Regions from separate parts of the Homo sapiens genome. Here region 1 is linked to region 2. The links are chromatin loops, found by intact Hi-C in ENCODE. Cell type or tissue: A673. All regions are shown on one strand. Each heading gives the region's core, and the rest is flanking DNA. Links, peaks and the distances in the headings are about the cores only.

Region 1 (10,658 bases), core at 1,662-9,661, 140 kb before region 2:
CTGAGTTACAGTTATTTTACCTAAAAGTGTCTTTTAGAAAGGCCTTAAAGTTTTTTTTTTTTTTAAAGGATTCTCTTATTTTACTACAGAAAAAAAAAATATGTTTTAAGCTCAGGGCTTCAATATATGGCCAAAAATAAGTTAAGGCAAGTTTTGGGTTATTTTAGGAGATGTAGTTTCCCAGTGTCTTCAAGAGGAAAACTTGTTCTTGTTGCTGTTGTTTTGAATTTCTCCTCGGCCTGTTTTACGCCTGTGTATTTTCTTAGAAACTATTTAATTCATTGAGCAAAGCTTTAGAGAACAGCATCTCCATTATATAATGCTCTTGGACAAGGGTGAGTGGGAGGGAGAAGGGGCTCTGGAGGGAGGATGACAGATGGGGTGTTGGAGAGAGCCATTTCCAACATCCTGGTCCTTCCAGCCCCACTGTCTCCCTCGCTGGTCAAATAGAAGCGATAGAGCTTAGAACCCAGGAGGAAGAGACGGAGTGCTCTGCAGATGTCCCAGAAGGCGCATGGAAGTCCTTCTGACCCATATTGTCTTCAAAACAGTCGTAGGAAGGATGGAGAAGCCTGGCCTGGCACTGGCTCTCAGGAAAGTCATTGATGGAATTCGTGTGTCTGTGTGGGGCTCACTGTGAGTGGGGGGTGACTTCCTTTGAGTAGGATGGACATTTCCCCCTGCTCTAAAAGGAGAGTCAGTTCCTCGTTCTCTAATATACAGTTACCTGACTGACATTGACCGCATCGCCACACCATCATTCGTGCCTACCCAACAAGATGTGCTTCGCGTCCGAGTGCCCACCACCGGCATCATTGAGTATCCATTTGACTTGGAAAACATCATCTTTCGGTAAGTCTGTCTCCCTGATGTACCATGAAGAATCTGCCCAGGCTTGGAAGTCCCCAGGTGGATTCTTAAACGTGTTATTCCTAAGCAGGGATTATATCTCTTAGGACAGAGTGACCCTCTCTGCCAAGGGTATTTAGAATTGTGGTAGGTAGGTCTCAACCCTGGAATGGAGAGGAAGTCACCTTCCTGTTACCCTTGGAGAAAAAGGGTTTCCTTACTGGAAACTGGAATGATTCTTATGTGTAACACACACTCATACACACACACACACACACACACACACACACACACACACAAATGTATACTTCTGTATCCCACAAATTGAATGTAGTGATTATCGATGTCTTTTCCTTAAAGATGAATCATATTTCCTTTCTCCTCTATTTCCTTCTCCAAGATTTATCCTTAGAAAATTAAGGATACAAAAAATGTGTATGAAAACTGTGAAGAATAATATGTACAAACTAACAGCTGTGTAAAAATGTATGCATTTCCACTTACAAATATAGGAAATACTTTTAGGATGACTTAGTGAATCTTCACTGCATTTAGTTATGGTAAAAAATGAATAATAATATAGGGCATATATGTAGCACTGCACATTTCAAAGCACTTTTATATCCACTGTTTCCCTTGTTCCTCCTAACAATTATCACACACGATTTTCTAGTTGAGACAACACATCAGTCCTCCCACATCCGGGTCCTGTCTGATCCCCAGTTATAGCTCAGTGCTTCTCTCTCCAGAATTGCTGTGTTTGGGAAGCCCTCAGGTCCAGCCCCTCAAACATGTCCCCCATCTATATTAGCATATCCCTGATTTTAATAGTAGCCCTCTGTGCCTGTGTGCCCATGAATTTCTCTAAACCTTTTCACAATTAACTGCTTTTTGCAATGTCCAAAACCTCTCAGACTCCCAAGGATTTTGTTTATTCGTTTTGTTTTAAAAAATACTTTTATTTCTTCTAAGTTTATCCTTCTTGGACTGCGATGAATGGGTTTTGCATTACTTTCTAGAGGCTGGTGAATGGGTTTAACATCATCCACCAGTGAAATCTATTACTTTACAACTCAGAGCACCTCTCCCAGTGGGATATTTCTGGCTGAAAAATTCCGATCTTTGAAATTGAGGCTTTTATAGAATGGCTTCTTCAAGCTCAACCTTTTGACAATTGCAATGTCCTGTTTCAAGATCGGTTCCCTGCTGTGATAGCCAGCCATGAACATGTCATTGTGGGAGTGGCTGCACCTCCAGGACATGGTTCAAGAACAGTATTGAATTTTTCATTTTCCTTCCTGCACTTTTCCAGACAACAGTTCTGGGTGGTTGGCCTGTGGACCACCTAACCACAATGACCCAGTGCCTTCAGGGACTGGTGTGTGTGTGTGGTGGGGTGGTGATGTAGGGGTGGGTGGGGGTTACTTGGCAGCTGTATCTGGTCCATTATGTATTTTCTTTGGCTCACTTGGTGTTACTAAAAAAACGTTTGAGCTAACACATTGGATACCTTGTTTCTCCTGAAAAGGCAGAGACTGTGGTCATGGCAAGCCTGCGTCTTGTTCTGCAGAGCTTGGCTGCAGGTACGCGGCAGGCTTCCCTGTAGACAGGGCCCCCGGCTGTTGTGCCATGTATGTTTTGTACTTTGGGGAGCCCACTTGGCTCATTCCCATAAACTGCCTGATTCTTGTAGCATTTGAGCTCATGATCCCTGGGCTAGGAGTTGCTGAAATTTTTCCCAAAGACACAGATATAGAGGCTTTGGATTTCTGTACTGGACAGAGGACACTTGTAGGTTTTTATAGGGAACAAGAGGTGGCATCCAGGGAATGCAGAAAGGATTTACAGGTAAGTTAGAGGAGCCACAAAAACAGAATAGGCTCGGGTCCTGAAGCCAGCCTGGGAGACCCGGAAGACAGCTGGCCGCTGCGTCCCTCTTGAGTCTGGTATCCAGGGACTCTACAGTGGTTGTCACAGAACCCAAGTGAACGTTTGCGTTTTCTGTCTGGACACTGGTTAGCTTCCTAACCGGCAGGCTCCCTGAGTCACCTCTGCATGTCTTCAGAAATGTCATTTACATTCTCTCCCTTCTTTGCTAGGAAACATCCAGTGGTCCCTCATTGCTTAAAGCAGCAGCATCAAACATTTTAAAACTTAGAACCTCTTTTCTCTCTTAGAAATTACTGAGGACTCCAAGAGCACTGGTTTCCATGCTATAATTCATGTCCTTTTTCCCCGAAGTGTCATGTATTCCAACCTTTGAAGGATCTGTGTTTCTACACAACAGGATGGTGGATGTTGGTGGCCAACGATCGGAAAGACGGAAGTGGATTCACTGCTTTGAGAGTGTCACCTCCATTATTTTCTTGGTTGCTCTGAGTGAATATGACCAGGTCCTGGCTGAGTGTGACAACGAGGTATGCTGGGCGGGAAGTTTGGGTAGCTGTGGAAGCCAGAGCCTATTCTGTGGTTTCTAAGAAGGCAGCCGGGTCAGGAAATAGACCCTCGTCATTAGGTCAAACAGTCTTGCTACTCAAAGTGTGACCTGTGGACCAGCAGCACAGGCATCACCTGCATGGCTTGTTAGAAATGCAGTCTTACTGAATCAACCCCGACCAACTACATCAGCATCTGCATTTTAACAAGAACCCAGGTAATTCAAATACATATGAAAGGCTGAGAATCACGGGCCTGGAACCTGGGTTCTAAACTTGAATGCACACTGGAGTTTGCTGAGGGACTTAACAAAAACCTGGTGCCTGAGTCCAACCCCAGAGATTCTGAATGAATTGGTGGTGAATGGGGCCTGAGTGGGGGGATTTTTAAAAAGCACCCCAGGTGAATCCACTGTGCTGCTAAGGTCGGAACCTATTCAAAAGCCTAGGTTCTCATCCTTGGTGGCACAGTGGAATCTCTTGGCGAGGTTTTTAAAAATGCCATCTCTTGGCTGGGCACGGTGGCTCACGCCTGTAATCCCAGCACTTTGGGAGGCCGAGGCAGGTGGATCACGAGGTCAGGAGATCGAGACCATCCTGGCTAACGTGGTGAAACCCCGTCTCTACTAAAAAATACAAAAAATTAGCCGGGCGTGGTGGTGGGCGCCTGTAGTCCCAGCTATTCAGGAGGCTGAGGCAGGAGAATGGCGTGAACCCGGGAGGCGGAGCTTGCAGTGAGCCGAGATCGCACCACTGCACTCCAGCCTGGGCAACAGAGCGAGACTCCATCTCAAAAAAAAAAAAAGAAAAAAAAAAAGAAAAAATGCCATCTCTTGGACTGAACACTAAAAATTCATATTTACTGGGTTTAGGTTGAGGCTTCTTTTGAGAGCCCACCAGGGATTCTACTGCACAACCAATGCCGAGCAGCACTATCTCTAAAACACTTTACCTGGGCACAGGCTTCCTAACCTCCATAGGCCCATGGTGCTCCCAAATTAGATCCCTAGTGGAACTGGGGTGGGCAGTGGTGCTAGATGCTTGGAGCTGTTCTGGGGCTGTCTGGGATTGCATCTGCCTTCACGTCTCCTGGGAGGGACTCCCTCAGGGCAGCTGGGATGGATCCAGCCTGGTCAGGCATGCGTTGTCCCCTCAGAGTGGCCATAGCACTGGCTGCTTCCAATTCCATCAGTGGGAGCTGCCCTGAGAGTGAAGAGGACCCTCACAGCCACTTCTCTGTCAGGTTGGGGACAGTATCGGTGGAACACTCATGTCCTCCTCGTCATCTTTTCCCCTGAACTTGCATTAAGACCTCTTGACCTTTTAAAAAATGTCTTTTGTTTCCAAGGCGTGAAAGTAAATCAATAAAGGACTCAGTCCAGGATTAGGCAATAACTGAACAAATTGTATCTTGTATTTCTTGAGAGCACACTTTTCTCTGAGGAGCATAGCTTATATTACCTAATTAGTGGAGGATTAACCCATTTAATTGTGTCATTGTGCAAAGAACGGAAATGCTGGCTGTCGCCCAGCCCTCTCAGTTGGAGATTTTTTTTTTTTTTTTAAAGGCAAGACATTCAGTTATCAATATAAAAAAAATAGCTGCAAATTTGTTTCAGGAATTATTTGTGACGTTCCTCAGGAAACTCAAACGATTAGTAAGGTGCACAAGGGACCAGTATCTCAGCCCAAAGTGCTTAGAAATTAAACATTTTCTCTTCTAAAAATCACAAAATATTTGGAGAAAAATTAAGTGGTTGCCACTCCAGACTTTCCCCTCCTGGTTGTAGATATGTATTATATCCACTCTGTATACTGTCTGGGAAGTTTTCATATATTTTATTTCCTTGGAGATCATTATCATTCAGATCATAATAATTTTAAAGCTTTAATACATTCCAGATCGTAATTCCCCCAATGCGTACTGAGTGGCAGAACAAACCTGGGTGTCTGGAAGTTGTGGGGAAAGAGTGATTTATGGCGTGTCCCTCTTGAGTGTGTGTGCTGAGCTTGGATGTTTTTCACTGTGATCCCTTCCCTCCCTACAGGGAAGTTCTTGTTTCTTTCCTCTTAGAAATACTTGAGAAAGAGCAGAATGCTATCTAGAACAATTATTGTCACAGATAAGATTTGTTTGTGCCCTGTCTGTTCTCAGTAAATTAGGAGCATTTAATATCTTCTTGCCAATGTCTAACATTTAGAAATTATCACTGTCTTTCTACACAACCTTCCCCAGGTCCCACTATTACATGGGCTTGGGAAAGTTATTTGAATGTTCTAAACAAGGCCAGGCGCGGTGGCTCATGCCTGTAATCCCAGCACTTTGGGAGGCCGAGGCGGGCGGATCGCGAGGTCAGGAGATTGAGACCATCCTGGCTAACACGGTGAAACCCCGTCTCTATTAAAAATACAAAAAATTAGCCGGGTGTGGTGGTATGCACCTGTGGTCCCAGCCACTCGGGAGGCTGAGGCAGGAGAATCACTTGAATGCAGGAGCTGGAGGTTGTAGTGAGCCGAGATCGCGCCACTGTACTCCAGCCTGGGCGACACAGCGAGACTCCATCTCAGAAAGGAAAAAAAAAAAAGTTCTGAACAACAGTATGGTCACCCATCAAACGGGCCACTGCTCTGCTTGTAAAGTGTGGCACAGGGTGGGTTCCCAGTAGCAGTGCGTCCTGTCTCTGCCAACTTCTAGCATTCCTAGGGCCAGTGGCCTTGCTGGAAGAGCCTTGTCACTTGACTGCTGAGGCCCAGTCTGGAAGCCCATAACCAACTGAGGTGGCCGTGTCAGGTCTGAAGCTGGCACTTCCCCACTTAGTAATCCCAACGATCACATGACACAGGAAACTTGTGAAACGTGGGTAGGAACCTTCCTTTTCCAAGCTGCACCAAAGCCTTTCTTACTTCGTTCCATGTGAGTTTTGGGCTGGAGAAGAGCTGGGATGCTACAGGAGAGGGGACCCAGAAGGGGATGGTTAGTAAGAGGCTTGGGGAGGGGCAAACAGAAGCAGGAGGCCTGTAGCCTGGGGCCCCACATGCTCACCAGCTTCAGCAGACAGTGGCCCAGAGACTGCGGCGGGGCAAGGGAAGAGATGGATGGACTGGCAATGCGCCATGTTGTTTCCAAAATATTTCCTTTCTACTTCATCCCAAGTCCCTTGTTTTTCACTTAGAATCGCATGGAAGAGAGCAAAGCCTTATTTAAAACCATCATCACCTACCCCTGGTTTCTGAATTCGTCTGTGATTTTATTCTTGAACAAGAAGGATCTTTTGGAAGAGAAAATCATGTACTCTCATCTAATTAGCTATTTCCCAGAATACACAGGTAAGTGTCTATCTTGTGGACAGTGTTTTCTGTGCTGATCTCGTCCACCTCCCGGGCATCAGTCTAGAGTTATCACGGCTCAAAGGGGCCTCCCTGGTCTGCCTGCAATAGCCTCTCCCCCTATTCCCACCTTCAAACAGAAGCTCTAGTTGCACCATTGTTGTGTTTTCACCACAGCACCTCCACATGTGCTTCCCTCAGTGCTTGGAATACCCTTACCAACTCCTTTCGCTGCCTCCATGTTGTTCTCCAAAACCCAGCAAAGGCCTCCCCTTCTCTGGGAGCCTTTCTGGCTTCCCCTGCCCATCTGGTCTGCAGGAAGGGTGCCTCCTCCTTTCTGCTCCCTCAGCAGCCTAACCCCTGCTTGCTCTCTTGGCCACATCATGCTATGTCATATCCTCTGCTCACTCAGCTCTCTTCCCAGTCGGCTCCATGAGGGTAGAGACTCTGCTTGATTTATCTGTGCATTCCTCATGCCAGTCAGAGCACCTGGTGCTTCTTATGTGTATGTTAGAGTGTGGCATCCCTTTTCCCAGACACATGGTGGACTCACATAACCTGTCCAAGGTAGGAGAGTCTCATGCCCTGTTGCTAATTGTTTCTGGTACAGGAGGTCTCAAACCTTAAGTTTGACACTGATATTTAGTGGATTCATGTTTTAGCACTCTTCTTTCCCCTTTTACTAACCATACTGGCTGTGTAGTGTAGCACCCTCGAGCTTTAAAATCAGCCTGATGTTAGTTCCCACATTCTTCCTTTTATCTCTCCTAGACCAGAGCTGTCTGTCCATATGTGTTAGCCAGGATTACTTCTCTTCAATAGTGGTCCAAATCAGACAAATTGGGTCACTATGTTTAAACAAATCACTGTAAAGTACAATTTTTAGATACCAGAGGACATTTTAAAATATGACTATTTTATGGGTTCATGATGAGATACCATAAAAATAATGCTCCAGGTAAACCGTTCCCTGGAAATAAAGATGGATCAAAGCAGGATCTCAAATAAGAACAAGAATACATTAAAAAATGGTTCTTGGGGCCAGGCACGGTGGCTCACGCCTGTAATCCCAGCACTTTGGGAGGCCAAGGCAGGTGGATCACCTAAGGTCAGGAGTTCGAGACCAGTCTGGCCAACATGGTAAAACCCCGTTTCTACTAAAAATACAAAAATTAGCTGTGTGTGGTGGTACGCATCTGTAATCCCAGCTACTTGGGAGGCTGAGGCAGGAGAATTGCTTGAACCCCAGAAGCAGAGGTTGCAGTGAGCTGAGACCGTGCCACTGCACTCCAGCCTGGGCTACAGAGCGAGACTCTGTCTCAAAAAAAAGGTTCTTGGGAGGACATGGTGTTAAGTCTGTGTCTTTATTCCTGTAATTGCACTTGTGACTAGGACCGAAACAGGATGTCAGAGCTGCCAGAGACTTTATCCTGAAGCTTTACCAAGATCAGAATCCTGACAAAGAGAAAGTCATCTACTCTCACTTCACATGTGCTACAGATACAGACAATATTCGCTTTGTGTTTGCTGCTGTCAAAGACACAATTCTACAGCTAAACCTAAGGGAATTCAACCTTGTCTAAAAGCTGCTGCCCACTCCTCCCCTATAACAGAAGATGTGATTTGCAAACTCCTTGTTTTATTTGCAAGTGCTTCTGACATCACCAGAGCCAGCCCCATGCCAGGAACTAAGGATGTCATGTAGATCGTGGGGACAGAGATGGGTGATGGAACTTGGAAGATATTTGAGTTTACCAACATACTTTAAAAGTCCTTACATCCCAAATTGTGTTTATAATTATTTTCTTGACTTTTGGCTATAAGATTTTGTGTAATTTTTGAATTTGGTGTTTTCTAGAATTTTTAAAAGCCACTTTGATTTAGTTTTAAATATGTTTAAAAATAGCGATTAAAATTATGTAAGCAAGGAGCCTGTTAGTTTATAGATCATGCCTTCAAACCTCTAGAGTTAATTTGGGTGACTTTTTTAAAAATAAGAATGTTAATGGGTTTGAAGCTTTTTATTAAACCTTGTAATTTAGAGACATTTTTAATTGTGTTTCTCACCTCATGCTGAAGGGTGACTCCTTTAACATGCCACCAAAGATTTTTTTTAAACACTTGGTTCTTTTTGTGTGTTAACTTTCTAAGCCAAATTAATGGATATATAAGTATATCTAATTTAGCTTTGCCACAGTTTGATCACCAAGAAGCCAAAGCTGACATAGAGTAAATGGGCTCTAGATAGCATATATGTTTTATTGGTGAAAAATGTGTGTGTGTGCACGTGTGTGTGTGTGTACATTTTTACCCCCAATGTATATGACCAGATCTTAAAAATGTATGAAATGGCTAGAAGTCCACATTGTTTGACAAATGTTACGTAACCCTGCCAAAGTTCTGATGGCCACCACAGATTTGCTGTTTGAATTATGTATGCTGTGCCTTTCTGAGGAGGCTAAGAATATACCATTCTGCTATTAGCACTGGGTTATGTTGTGTTTCTTAGAGCTCATGGTTGACTGATGGTTCTGCTCCTAAACAGAAAAATGCTGTGGCCTTAATAGTAACTCGGAAACTTTCCTAAGATTCCTCCTTTCAAGGCAAGTCTGCGCATCATCGTGTCATGCTGCAGTTCCCTCAGTAGCTGGCTGGGTCAAGCAGAAGGAGAATCCTCTGGGAATTAAGAGTGCTCCACACTAAAGGCCAAGATGGTTTTGTGCATGTGTGCACACATGTGTGTGCACACACACATACACCATTTGGGGACGTAAGGTATGAAATATCTGTCTCAAATCAGTCTATAAAATGCACCTCGGTTGGCTACATATGTTATGGAACCATGTGTCCCCATTCTGTGGGAACAATTCCAATTGCTGAAAAAGACTGAAATTATTCTGATATGCAGCAATTCTACAATAGCAACATCTAGCTTTAAAAATATGAATCCTCACTCAAGAGATAAATGCAATAGCAACAGCTTTTGTGGAAGTTCACAAATTGATGTTAAAATTTATCTAGAACAGTAAAGTCCAGAAATAGCCGAGACAGTTTTGCGTGAGAACAGAGAGAGGGGAATGGAGCTCTTTAGGATATCTAGAAGCACAAAGAAAATACAAGACAATTCCCCTCCCCACCAACGATGGGCTAAAGGCTATGGACTGGGTTTCACTAGCCAATTAACATAAAAAGGGTTCAACAGAATCCAGTCATCTGGGAAATTAAACCATGAAGAATTCCATTTCTTATTTTAAGCACTTTCTTGCATTGAGTTTTTGTTAATTTATAGTTGGCTGACTACTTAAAGCATATAAGAAAATGATGGCTTTCCATATCCTGGTTGTGGGAGGGCTGTTAAATAAGTCATTCAAAGGGTGGTAACAATATTTTCTTAAGGCATGGAAAGGCTAGACTCTCAATGTCAGAGGTGAATTAATTACCTCTGCCAATACTGATTCTGCTGGTAGAAAATTCTCTCCTGGCCCTTCATTCAATATTCTCATTACTTACTGGGGAAATGAGTCATGCGGAGTTTTCTAAGGTTAAGAGACAGAATGTCGGTGGTTAAGAATTCACTAGGTCGAGACAATCCTGGCCAACATGGTGAAACCCCATCTCTACTAAAAAAAAAAAAATACAAAAATTAGCTGGGCGTGGTGGCACACACCTGTAGTCCCAGCGACTCGGGAGGCTGAGGCAGGAAGATCACTTGAACCTGGGAGGTGAACGTTGCAGTGAGCCGAGATCGTGCCACTGCACTGCAGCCTGGTGACAGAGCAATACTGTCTGTCTCAAAAAAAAAAAAAAAAAGAGAATTTACTAGGTACTATACCACCCCAAGCTTTTAGTCAGCAATGATCATGCTGGGCTGGAATGTCGCCTGCTTTGACTGAAAAATCAGGACCTTGGGCAATCTGTTATTCACATTTGTTTCAGCCCCAAAGAGGGTGGAATTTATATAGGCAAGGGAAGGGTATTAATAATGTTTCTAGTTCTATCAAAAAACTAAAAACAGAAGCAGACCAAAGATCAGAAATCTTTATTTGA
Region 2 (10,658 bases), core at 1,130-9,129:
AGATAATAAATTTTATAGTTTTCCTAATTACCTAAGGAGAAATTTTCAAACACTTTCTAGGTTTTTTAAAATGCAAAGACTATAATTGATTTTGCCAAAATATACTTAAGGAAGAGAGAATCACTAAGTTATGTATAATTAATAAAATAAAATCTCACTGTAAACAGACTACTCAAGACATCAAAGTCTTTAAAAAGTTAGAAAAATATTGCATTCCACACAAATATACTTGTGAAAAGCTTACCTGTATAGTCGCATTTCACTCAGCTTTATTGTTATCAAATCAATAACAGGTGGGGGAGAGCTCTGGCTCTCTGTTATCATATGAAAGGTATTTGTCATTGTAATTAGTCCAAAATCAGCAACAAAAACATTTTCAGAAACTGGAGACTGCGGGATGACCACAACTGGGGCTTTGATGTTAATATCCAGTGCCATTCTGGAACTCCTTTGTGCGAGTTCTTTTACACCAGTAGCAGCCATTCCAGCTGCCTGAACAGTTGCCTCAGCCAAGGCTTGTTTAGCTGCCTGAAAATTATCTATAAAAGCCTGTAAGATAACAGAATTATATTCTTAAGGTTATTAATAAATACGACTTATTAAATATATATTGATATTTATGGTTTTACCTCCATTTAAAAAAAAACTTTTACTTGATACAACCAAGCATTATTTATTCAAAATCTTACTGTCTATATTAAATCTTAATTTTCTGCCACAAAAACTGAGAAACACAAAGACACAGATAAAATAAAAATCTAGTCCTCAGAACAAAGCTAAATGGGATCACTGGAATGTCTTACAGATATCTACTTCCCTTATCTCACTTTCCCTAATGAAAAACAACCCTATTTCTCTATACAACCTCAGTGGACAGAGAGCTTATTTATATTTGTAAGGTAAATAAATAAATAAAATATGTTTAAGAAGTTTCAAAATAATTTTCCAATTTCCAAATTCCAAAAAAAAACTTCAATGACATAAAATATAATTATCTATATTTATACTCTTATACCTAATTTTCATGTTCAAAGAAAAAATTAACATTTTAGTAATTTCTAAGTATAAGTACAAGAGGGCTCAAGTGACATGATTTTTTTGGTTATAAAAATAAATTAGCTACTTAAGAGGCTGAGGTAGTAGGATAACATGGGGCCAGTAGTTCTAGACCAGTTTGGGCAATACAGCGAGATCGTGTCTTAAAAAAAAAATTAAAAATAAAAAATTAGCAGGGCCTGTTGTCCCTACTAATTTAATCTACTTGGGAGGCTGAGATGGGATTTGCTTGTGCCCATGAGTTTGAGGCTGCAGTGAGCTAGGAGCACGCCACTGCACTCCAGTCTGGGCTGCAGAGCAAGAACCCAACTCTAATTTTTTTTAAAAGAGAAGAAATTCAACAAGGAATACTTGTTTATCTTTACATTTTTGTGTACAAAATGATGTTATGGCTTAAAAGATCACAAAACAGCAACATTATATGGAATTAACTTAGAATTTTGAAATAACAAAAGAGGGCTCCACATTCCCAAATACATTCAAATGAACACGCAAATACTTTTCTTGCTTATAAGAATTGCCACACTTGGCCTATTTATTCCACTACAGCCTTAGATTTGATTACCTAGTTCATACACTAAAACACTGAGACAGCATTTTAAAAGAATGAATAGTGATGTTATGGAGATAGGTGTGACACCCACAGGAAAAAATATCAGCTGACAGCAAGGGAAAAACAAAAACCGAAACAAAATGAAACAAGAAAAGCCGAAATAAGAACCGAAATGCCTTAGGGTGGAGTCATATAGGGGTTAAATCTAACTCCTTAAAGTCCCTGATATTCACAGAATGACAATGCAATCGAAAATATGATTTTCTTGGGCCAGACATAATGCCTGTAATCTCAGCGCTTTGGGAGGCCAAAGCAGGAGGATCACTTGAGGCCAGGAGTTCAAGACCAGACTGGGCAACAGAGTAAGACCCCATCTCTATAAAAACTTGAAGAAAAAAAAAATTAGCTTGGTGGTATGTGCATGGTGATATGTGCCTGTAGTCTCAGCTACTCAGGAGGTTGGGGCGGGAGGATCACTTGAATCCAGGAGTTCAAGGTTACAATGAGCTACGATCATGCCACTACACTCCAGCCTGGGTGACAGAGCAAGACCTTGTCTCTAGAAAATTAAAATAACCTTTTCTTAATGATGACTTCAGACCAAAACAAACTTCAATTATATATTCAGTATTTTTAAATTATAGTTGCAAGTCAGGTAAAACGAAGACTTAAGCCAATGACATATAAAACGAAGGTTCTAATTAATATATAACATATTTATGATATATAATGCACATAAACTTAATGTTACTATATGAAATATATATTTCAATTAATTAGAATATTCCTATGTCAAAACGATGTTATATAAATAAGGAACTACACATTTATTATGTATAATAAATGGTACCCAGAAGATTTAAAAAATCAGAAAAAATCTCAAGCAAGGAATTCTTACTAGTCTTCATCCATATTTGACATATAGCAATTTCCAATTAGTATAAAATAAATAATAATTTAATAAAATACTTACCAATATAGAATATAGAAATTTCGTGACAAAAACTACTTCAATGCAACCAACTATTAAATTAACCTGAATGTCAACCACATTCATATCTGTGTATGCAGAACCAGCAGTTGCATCCATGTAAGAAACCATTTTGAAGCTGAAAACTTCTTTTCCAGTGATATAAACAGCCTTAATAAGAGAAAATTTAATTATCACAATCCATTTTTGAAATGATGTATTTTCAGTACAAAAATAAAACAGTAAAAAATAACAAAACATAGTTAGAAAATCTCCCAAGTATTCACAAGCCAAGTACAAATGAGGCAACAATTCTACTGTAACTGGTTTATTGGAACCTACACTACAAACTTTTACAAATTGGTGGTGGCAATTTCCTTTGTGGGTCATAAAATCAAGGTAGTAGGTGTGGCTCCAGCTTTTTTTCTTTTTTTTTTAATGGAGAAGAGGAAATATCTGAATATGCATTTTCATTTTGCAAGTATACTTTCGTAATGAGAGTAACCATGTATTTCTTGATTGACTGACAAAAATTTGAAAAACACTGTATATCTACACCTTACTGAAATCTATTCCTGATTTGAGGTATGTGAATAGATTTTTCTGGATTCTTCAAAGGAGTCTCCTCCTATTGCTATACTTCTGTTCCTTATCAGATTGTAAAGGGCCATCTTAATTGCCAACCAGAAATTACCTACAGTGGTTAAAAATCTCAAGCTCTGCAATAACAGTTAAAAATGGTGGCGACAACAGGAGATGTAAAATGTTAAAAAAAATTTTGGAAGAGGGACAGAGCACTAAGCTCATAACTTTCTCAATTCTCCTAAATGCTAGAAGCAAGCAAGAACAGGGAGCTGAAGAGCCATCAACAAGCAAATCAGTTACAACTACAGAACAAAGAATCCTCCAGAACCAGAGGTATAAGTGACCTCCGAAGGCTGAGGTACAAGACAGGGCTGAAAAGAAGTCTACAGTCCTGCTTCTGCCTAGGGTGCACAAAGCTGGAGTGAGGGCCCCTCCAAACCTTAAGAAAAGGAAAAAAAACCCGATAAACTATGATATCATAACTTTCTTAAAACCATTAGCAATCTGAGGTCACAGGACAACAAAGATCCCTAAAAATCTAAGGACAAACAGGTACCTTCAGGGAGAGAGAGAAAATAAGCACCAGCTCACTTGTGGTAGAGAGGAGAAAGAGATGTCAGATACTATACAATATAGGTAAGAATAATTCAGCTAAAATGATAAAGGATAAGTGTGGACTAATGTGAGATGCAGAATCCCTGAGAGCCACACACGTGAGGAGCTCTTGAGAAAGACGGGAGATGGGTGCAAGTGGGAAACAAGAGAAGGCTTTCCTTGGTATGACCCTGGAAAAGGTGAGGAGCCTCCACTGCAGAAAAGGCCCAAAGCACCACCAAGATTATCAACTACTCAAAACAATAGCCATAAGAAACTAGGGGAAGGGCAGTAAACCTTGTTTCCCTCAGGGCACAGGTGAAGATACAGTATCCTAGGGACAAGAATAAAATAAAACTCTAGGGGAAGAACAAGAACTCTCCTGGGGCCAGATGATTAGAGGTCTCCCTCTGCTGGGGAAGGGAAGGATAGTCAATCCCACATAGGAAATACGAGAGATATCAATCAGATGCCATGAGGAGGAGGGGCAGGATGGCCAAGAATACTCCATTTCTGAGACTCACAGAAACAGCCCTGGCTAGGAGTGAAAATGGACAAGAACACTAACAAGCCTATCCAAACCACCTTGCCTTCTCCCCAAATACATCAAGCTCACAAGCACTAAGAAACAAGCAGCAGGAGCCTCTAACATCTAGGAAAGAGCTAAGAATGTGGAAAGAGAATTTTCTGAGGTACAAGAGTAGAAGAAAGGTCAAAGGCTCAGCACGGAGCAAAATCTGAGCAACACAGCCTCCAGCCACCCTAAGCACAAGGTACAACTAAAGGAAACTGAAGCAGTAATGTAGTGAAGGAAATCGTATTAATCTGGAATTCAAACCAACCTAAGCTCAACCCCCCACCCCAAGCTAATAGCTTAGCAGAAAAGAGGCATCCCCGTTTCCAGACATAAATACTATGATATTTACCTCAGTCTCTATTATGCTATGCATCTGTGGTCCCCAGCCTTTTTGGTAACAGGGAGCTGTTTTGTGGAAGACAATTTTTCCACAAAAGTGGGGCTGGGGGGTTGGAGGGTGGGGAGATGGCTTGGGGATTAAATTGTTCCACTTCAGAGCATCAGGCTTTAGATTCTCACAAGGAGCATGCAACCTAGATCCTGCGTATGCACAGTTCACAATAGGGTTCACCCTACTATGAGAATCTAATGCCCCCACTGATCTGACAGGAGGCGGAGCTCAGGCAATAATGCTCCCTCGCCCACCACTCAACTCCTGCTGTCCGGCCCAGTTCCTAACAGGTCACAGACCGGTACCGTTCTACAGCCCGGGGGTTGGGGACTCCTGCTATGCATGATATGATGTCTGACATTCGATCAATAATTATGAGATGCCCTATAAAAGCAAGGGAAAAAATTCAAGCAAATAATAAAGGAATCAACAGAATCAGACTCATCTATAACATCAATGTTGAAACTAAAATTTTTAATTTTAATTACTATGATTAATATGGTAAAGGCTTCTAGTGGAACATATGCATGAATAGATGGTGAATATTATTATAGCAGAGAAAATGGAAAAAAGAAGAGTCAAAGGGATATATTAAAGATTAAAAAACATGGTAACATAAATGAAAATACCTTCAGTGGGTTTGTCAGTACACTCATCAGAGCCAAGGACAAAATCAGTAGATTTGAAAATAGGTCAAGATAAATTATTTGAATTAAAAGGCACTAAGAAAACAATGGGGAAAAAACTTGAACAGAACATCCAAAGGCTGTGGGACTATAAACAGAAATCCAGCAAGAATTTCAGGAATTCAAGAAGAGGAACAGGGAAAAAGTGGAGGAGGAGAAAACAGGGGAGCCAGGGGGTGGGGGAGAGAAAGGGAGACAGAGGCAAAGAAACTATTTGAAGAAAAAAATGAAAAATATTGAAAGACAGATCCATCCAAGTAGCTCAGAAAAGCCCAAACAGGACAAATATCAAAACACAATTAAACTCATCTAGTCACACCATATATAAATCCTGAAAGCAGTCAAAAAAGATGACCAATTATGTACAGAGGAACAAAAATAAGAAATGTCATAGATTTCTCATCAAAAGTATGTGTAACAAAGAACAATGAAATCACATCTTTTAACAGTTGGAAAGGGGGAAAACACAACCCAGCAAAAATGTCACTCAGAAAAATTAGGGTGAAATAAAGGTTTTTCCCAGCTCCCTTCTCATCTATACCCAAAAAACTGAGAGAAGTCATTACTGGCAGACCTGCATTATAAAAAATGAGAAAGTGCCAGATGCGGTGGCTCACGCCTGTAATCCCAGCACTCTGGGGGGCCTAGGTGGGTGAATCACCTGAGGTCAAAGAGTTCAAGACCAGCCTGGCCAACATGGTGAAACCCCATCTCTACTAAAAATACAAAAATTAGCCAGGTGTGGTGGCACACATCTGTAATCTCAGCTATTTGGGAGGCTGAGGCAGAAGAATCACTTGAACCCCGGAGGCAGAGGTTGCAGTGAGCTGAGATTGCACCACTGCACTCCAGCCTGGGCGACAGAGCAAGACTCTGTCTCAAAAAAAAAAAAAAGAAATGAGAAAGTATTTCAGAGAGAAATACAAACAATAGACAGAAACTACATGAAGTAGTTACAGAAAGAGTTGCAATGAAGAAAAATATAAAACATCTTTAGAAAACTAATTGCTCCAAAGAAAACTGACTAAACCAAATTCAATAGGTACACATTGTGAGTTTTCAACATGCACCAAAGTAAAGCAAATTATGATGATACCAAGAAAGATAGGAAATGGGAATTGGAAGCATGGTATTGTAAGATTCTTACACTATATGTACAACAATAAAATATTATTGGAAGATAGACTATGATTAAAGATATATACATTGTAAACCCTAGAGAAACCATAAAATAAATGATAATTAATCAAAAATCAGGCCAAAAGGAGGAATACAATAGGATAAACAAAATTAGAGAACAGAAAACAATTAGAGATATCAGATTACAATCCAATCATATCAATAATTAGTTTTATAAAATAGTCTAAACACAAATTAAAAGCCAAGAGATTGTCAGATTAGATAAAAAAGAAAGATCTAAATATACACTGACTGTAAGAAACCCATTTTAAGCCAGATGTGGTGGCATGCACATATAATCCCAGCTACTTACTACTTAGGCTGAGGCGAGCTTAAACACAGGAGTTCAAGACCACCCTGGGCAACACAGTGAGACTTTGCATCAAAAAACAGAAACCCACTTTAAACAAGAAAACATCCATTAAAAGCTAAAGGACAGAAAAAGATAGACCATTCAAACCTAACCGAAGAAACCTGGAATGGCTATATTACTACCAAAGTAGACTTCAGAACAAGCACAGTTACCACAGATAAAAAGACACATCACATAATCACAAAAGGGGCATAAAATTCATACACATTTATATGTACCTAACAAGAGATCTCCAAAACATACAAAGCAAAAAACTTAAAGAACTGAAAGGAGAAACAGGCAAATCAATGGTTATAATCAGAGGCTTCAACACAACCAGTAAACAGAAAATCAGTAGCCTGAATAATTCTATCCACCAACCTACTTGCCCAAATGGAACATTCAACCCAGCAAAACACATATTAATTTCAAGTACACTTGAAACATTCACCAAGATTAATCATATATGTTCTGGGCCATAAAACAAACATCAACAAATTTAAACGAACTGAAACGGTTTCTCCCCTGACCATAATGAATTTAAACTAGAAATCAGTAACAGAAAGGGATCTGAAAATCTCAAAATATTTAGAAGTTAAATAACATATTTCTAAATAAACAATGGGTAAAAGAAAGTCAGAAGAGAAATTAGAAAATACTTTGAATTGAATGAAAATAAAAATATGACATATCAAAACTTACAGGAAGCAGCTAAAGCAGTGCTTAAAGGAAAATTTATAGCAGCAAATGCTTACAACAGAAAGACATTCTCAAATCAATAATTTAAACTTCCACCTTAAGAAGAGCATATTAAATCCAAAGCAGGCAGAAGGAAGGAATCTTAAAAGAGCATAAATAAATAAAATTAAAAACAGAGAACATTCAATTGAAACAAATGCCAGTTCTTTCAAAGTATCAATAAAATCGATACATCGTTAACCAGGCTGATCAAGACATAAAAAGACAAAAATTATAATCTCACATGCTAAGAAAAAAAAACGTGAAAGACTACATAACTGCATGATTCCATTTATTTGATACTTTGGAAACTGCAAAACTACAGGAACGAAAAACAGTGCAGTGATTCTAAGGTGCTAGGATGGGGAGAAGGGCTAACCTCAAAGGGCAGTAGTGAATATTTAGGGTTGACAGACCCATTGTATATGCTGAAGGTAAGTTACACAACAGTATATGTTCGTCAAAACTCACAGAATTATAACTAAAAGAGGTAAGTTTTACTATAGGTAAATTGTCTCAATAAATCTTACTTTAAAAAGTAAAAACTAAACCAAAACAGAAACTAATAAATAATTCTACCCAAAGGTTACTGAGGGCCCTAAAACCTCCCAGAATATAGCAAGCACCTTCCTGCTACAAGGCTTTTATAGTTGCTCTTTCCTCCACCTGGAAAGCTCTTTCAACAGGGCTCAAATCCACAGCTCAGATTTCTGTCAAATGTTTCTACTGTAAAAAAGCATTTCTTGATAATCCTAATACGCCACGTGAATTATTACCTGTCACATTACCCTGCTTTCTTGGTTTTCAAAGCACATATCACTCTCTAATATTGTTTTATATTACTGATTAACTACTATTTATTCCACGTGGAGAAGGGCTTTTTATCTTTTGCTGACTATAGTATCTCAAATAGGCCAGGCGCTGTGGCTCAGCTCATGTCTGTAATCACAGCACTTTGGGAGACCGAGGCAGGTAGATCGCCTGAGCTCAGGAGTTTGAGGGCAGCCTGAGCAAAATGTTGAAACCCCATCTCTACAAAAATCAGCTGGGCCTGGTGGCACACACCTGCAGTCCTAGCTACTCAGGAGGCTGAGGTGGGAGGATCACCTGGGCCAGGGAAGGTCGAGGCTGCAGTGAGCTGTGATTGTGTGATTGGAGACAGAGAGAGAGAGAGAGAGAGAGAGAATTTTATGTATATATAAAATATATTATTATATAATATATATAATTAGTTTTTTCTTAATTTATTTACCAGTATTTATACATATATAATTTACATATATATTAATGTATAAATTGTATCTATATAATTATATAAATACTGGTAAATTAGTTTAGAATAAACCGAATAGCCTCTGCATGTCACATGAGTAGGACTATATGACTGTTCCTCTCCGAGTTCAACAGAACAGATTTGCTCGACAGAGTTTAGAGCAGAAAGGCTGTGGTCTAGGAGACTTCAGGTACAGAAAGACGGTTAATAAAACACCATGTTAAAAAGTGGTTATTTTAAGCAAAAATCTATAAACTAAATGATGAGGCCTCCACTTCTTTCAACCAATTGGCTTCTGGAATGTAGGCTGCCAGGCTTATACTTAATAGTATTTTTCTCAACGGAAACTAACTAGCCTAAGAACAAGAGATACTCTCAATCTGAGAACCCATAAAATTGCTAGACCAGTTCCTGACCATCAACTGTGATGTCTACCTGTCCAAAGTCCCTACATAAAGCTTCAAATTAGCTCTGAATGTCTGGGGAAAATGGCAAAGTTCTTAGAAGCGAAAGAAAGTCAAACTGTCATCAGAACTGTCAACACCAATACTAGGCCATAAGACATGGAGTAATATGTTTTAAGATCATCTAGAAAAGAAAATTCAAGGCAAGAATTTAAAATCCAGTCAAACTACCCTGCAAATATAAATAAGGATTATTGTTCCTATGAGCCCTGCCTAAGAAATCTACTGGAGAATAAACTTTTGAAAAGCCAAAATGATTGGTGATACCAGCATAAAGACTGGTGAACTCTCCCATTTAATAAATGAAGAAACGTCCCTACTGCCTCCAGACTTCCTGTCAGCCTCCCTGGTGGGCACCCCTCGAGGGTGTTTTGTTGTGTTGCCTCCCCGATGTCCCATCTGACCAACATGCCTGCAAGCTAGAAAGTGGCTATTTTGGCTTATGGCCACTCTCCAGACACAGACTTCAAGACCAAATTACAGGAAATAACAACAAATAGCTTCTAACATAAAAAAAAGAAAATATTCCAAGACAGTGCAAAACAGAAAAGAAAAAAAAGACAGCTACACACTATGTGCCTCCTATGAAAACACACACTACCAACTATGAAGTATCTTGCCAACCCCTACTCCCAAACCCTGAATCTCACTGTGCCCTGAGATTTAAATACCGATTTAAGGAAACACAGGATACAGTAACATGTTAAATAGCATGAAAACATAATCAGCAAGATACAGGCTATGGAAAATTGTACAGAATAAATAAGATAGCAACAAATGGCTAACACAAGGGCAGAGAAGAAACTAAAGGAAATTCATAAACTATAACAGACTTAAGTGGTATATCAATCAAATGCAGTGTGTGGATCTCCTTTGGATACTGAATGCCATATGGAAAATAAAATAAAGTGAATCCCAGACTCAACTATACACAAAAAATATTTGCACTGATAATTCCATCAAACATTTAAGGAATAATGCAAATTCTATACAAATTTTTCAGAAAACAGGAAGAAAGCATTTCCCAACTCATTTCATGAAGCAAGTGTTGGCCTAATAACAAGGCCAGAAAAGTTGAGAATAATTAGAAAGACTTGTGTACCCATCACCAAGAATTAAGCATTAAAAATTGGATTTTTTTAAGCCTTTACTTTCAAAATATTTTTTATGAAGAAGATATCAGAAACTAATTTACTATGATATGTTTTTCATGAGACTATCAGGTCAGCAAGAATCCTTT

Evidence for each region. Hi-C counts contacts between places; a loop is a spot of excess contacts. Peaks named below come from ENCODE experiments on the same cell type or tissue, not always from the same donor. Only the 100,000 strongest peaks of a DNase experiment are listed, where the experiment ranks them.
Region 1: a loop joins it to region 2, with 3 times the contacts of the local background. A loop is called at or near these places in 3 of 110 quality-filtered maps.

Annotation. Positions count from the first base shown.
Region 1 is chr9:77,421,515-77,432,172 of GRCh38, reverse strand. It overlaps GNA14 (G protein subunit alpha 14), which reads left to right. Exons shown (of 7, transcript NM_004297.4): 4 at 724-852; 5 at 3,137-3,266; 6 at 6,458-6,611; 7 at 8,004-9,094. The coding sequence ends at 8,194. It overlaps VPS13A (vacuolar protein sorting 13 homolog A), which reads right to left. Exons shown (of 72, transcript NM_033305.3): 72 at 10,636-10,658. Among named protein-coding and RNA genes, the nearest start is that of GNA14-AS1, 21 kb to the left of the region's middle. In A673, for the core only: no CTCF peak of the experiment used is centred there; DNase peaks (open chromatin) are centred at 4,762 and 5,252; H3K27me3 peaks cover 811 bases.
Region 2 is chr9:77,285,433-77,296,090 of GRCh38, reverse strand. VPS13A (vacuolar protein sorting 13 homolog A) reads right to left here. Exons shown (of 72, transcript NM_033305.3): 32 at 2,583-2,750; 33 at 245-549. Among named protein-coding and RNA genes, the nearest start is that of VPS13A-AS1, 110 kb to the right of the region's middle. RefSeq lists a silencer at 4,064-4,358. In A673, for the core only: CTCF peaks have their summits at 3,981 and 4,181 (motif pointing left); a DNase peak (open chromatin) is centred at 4,170.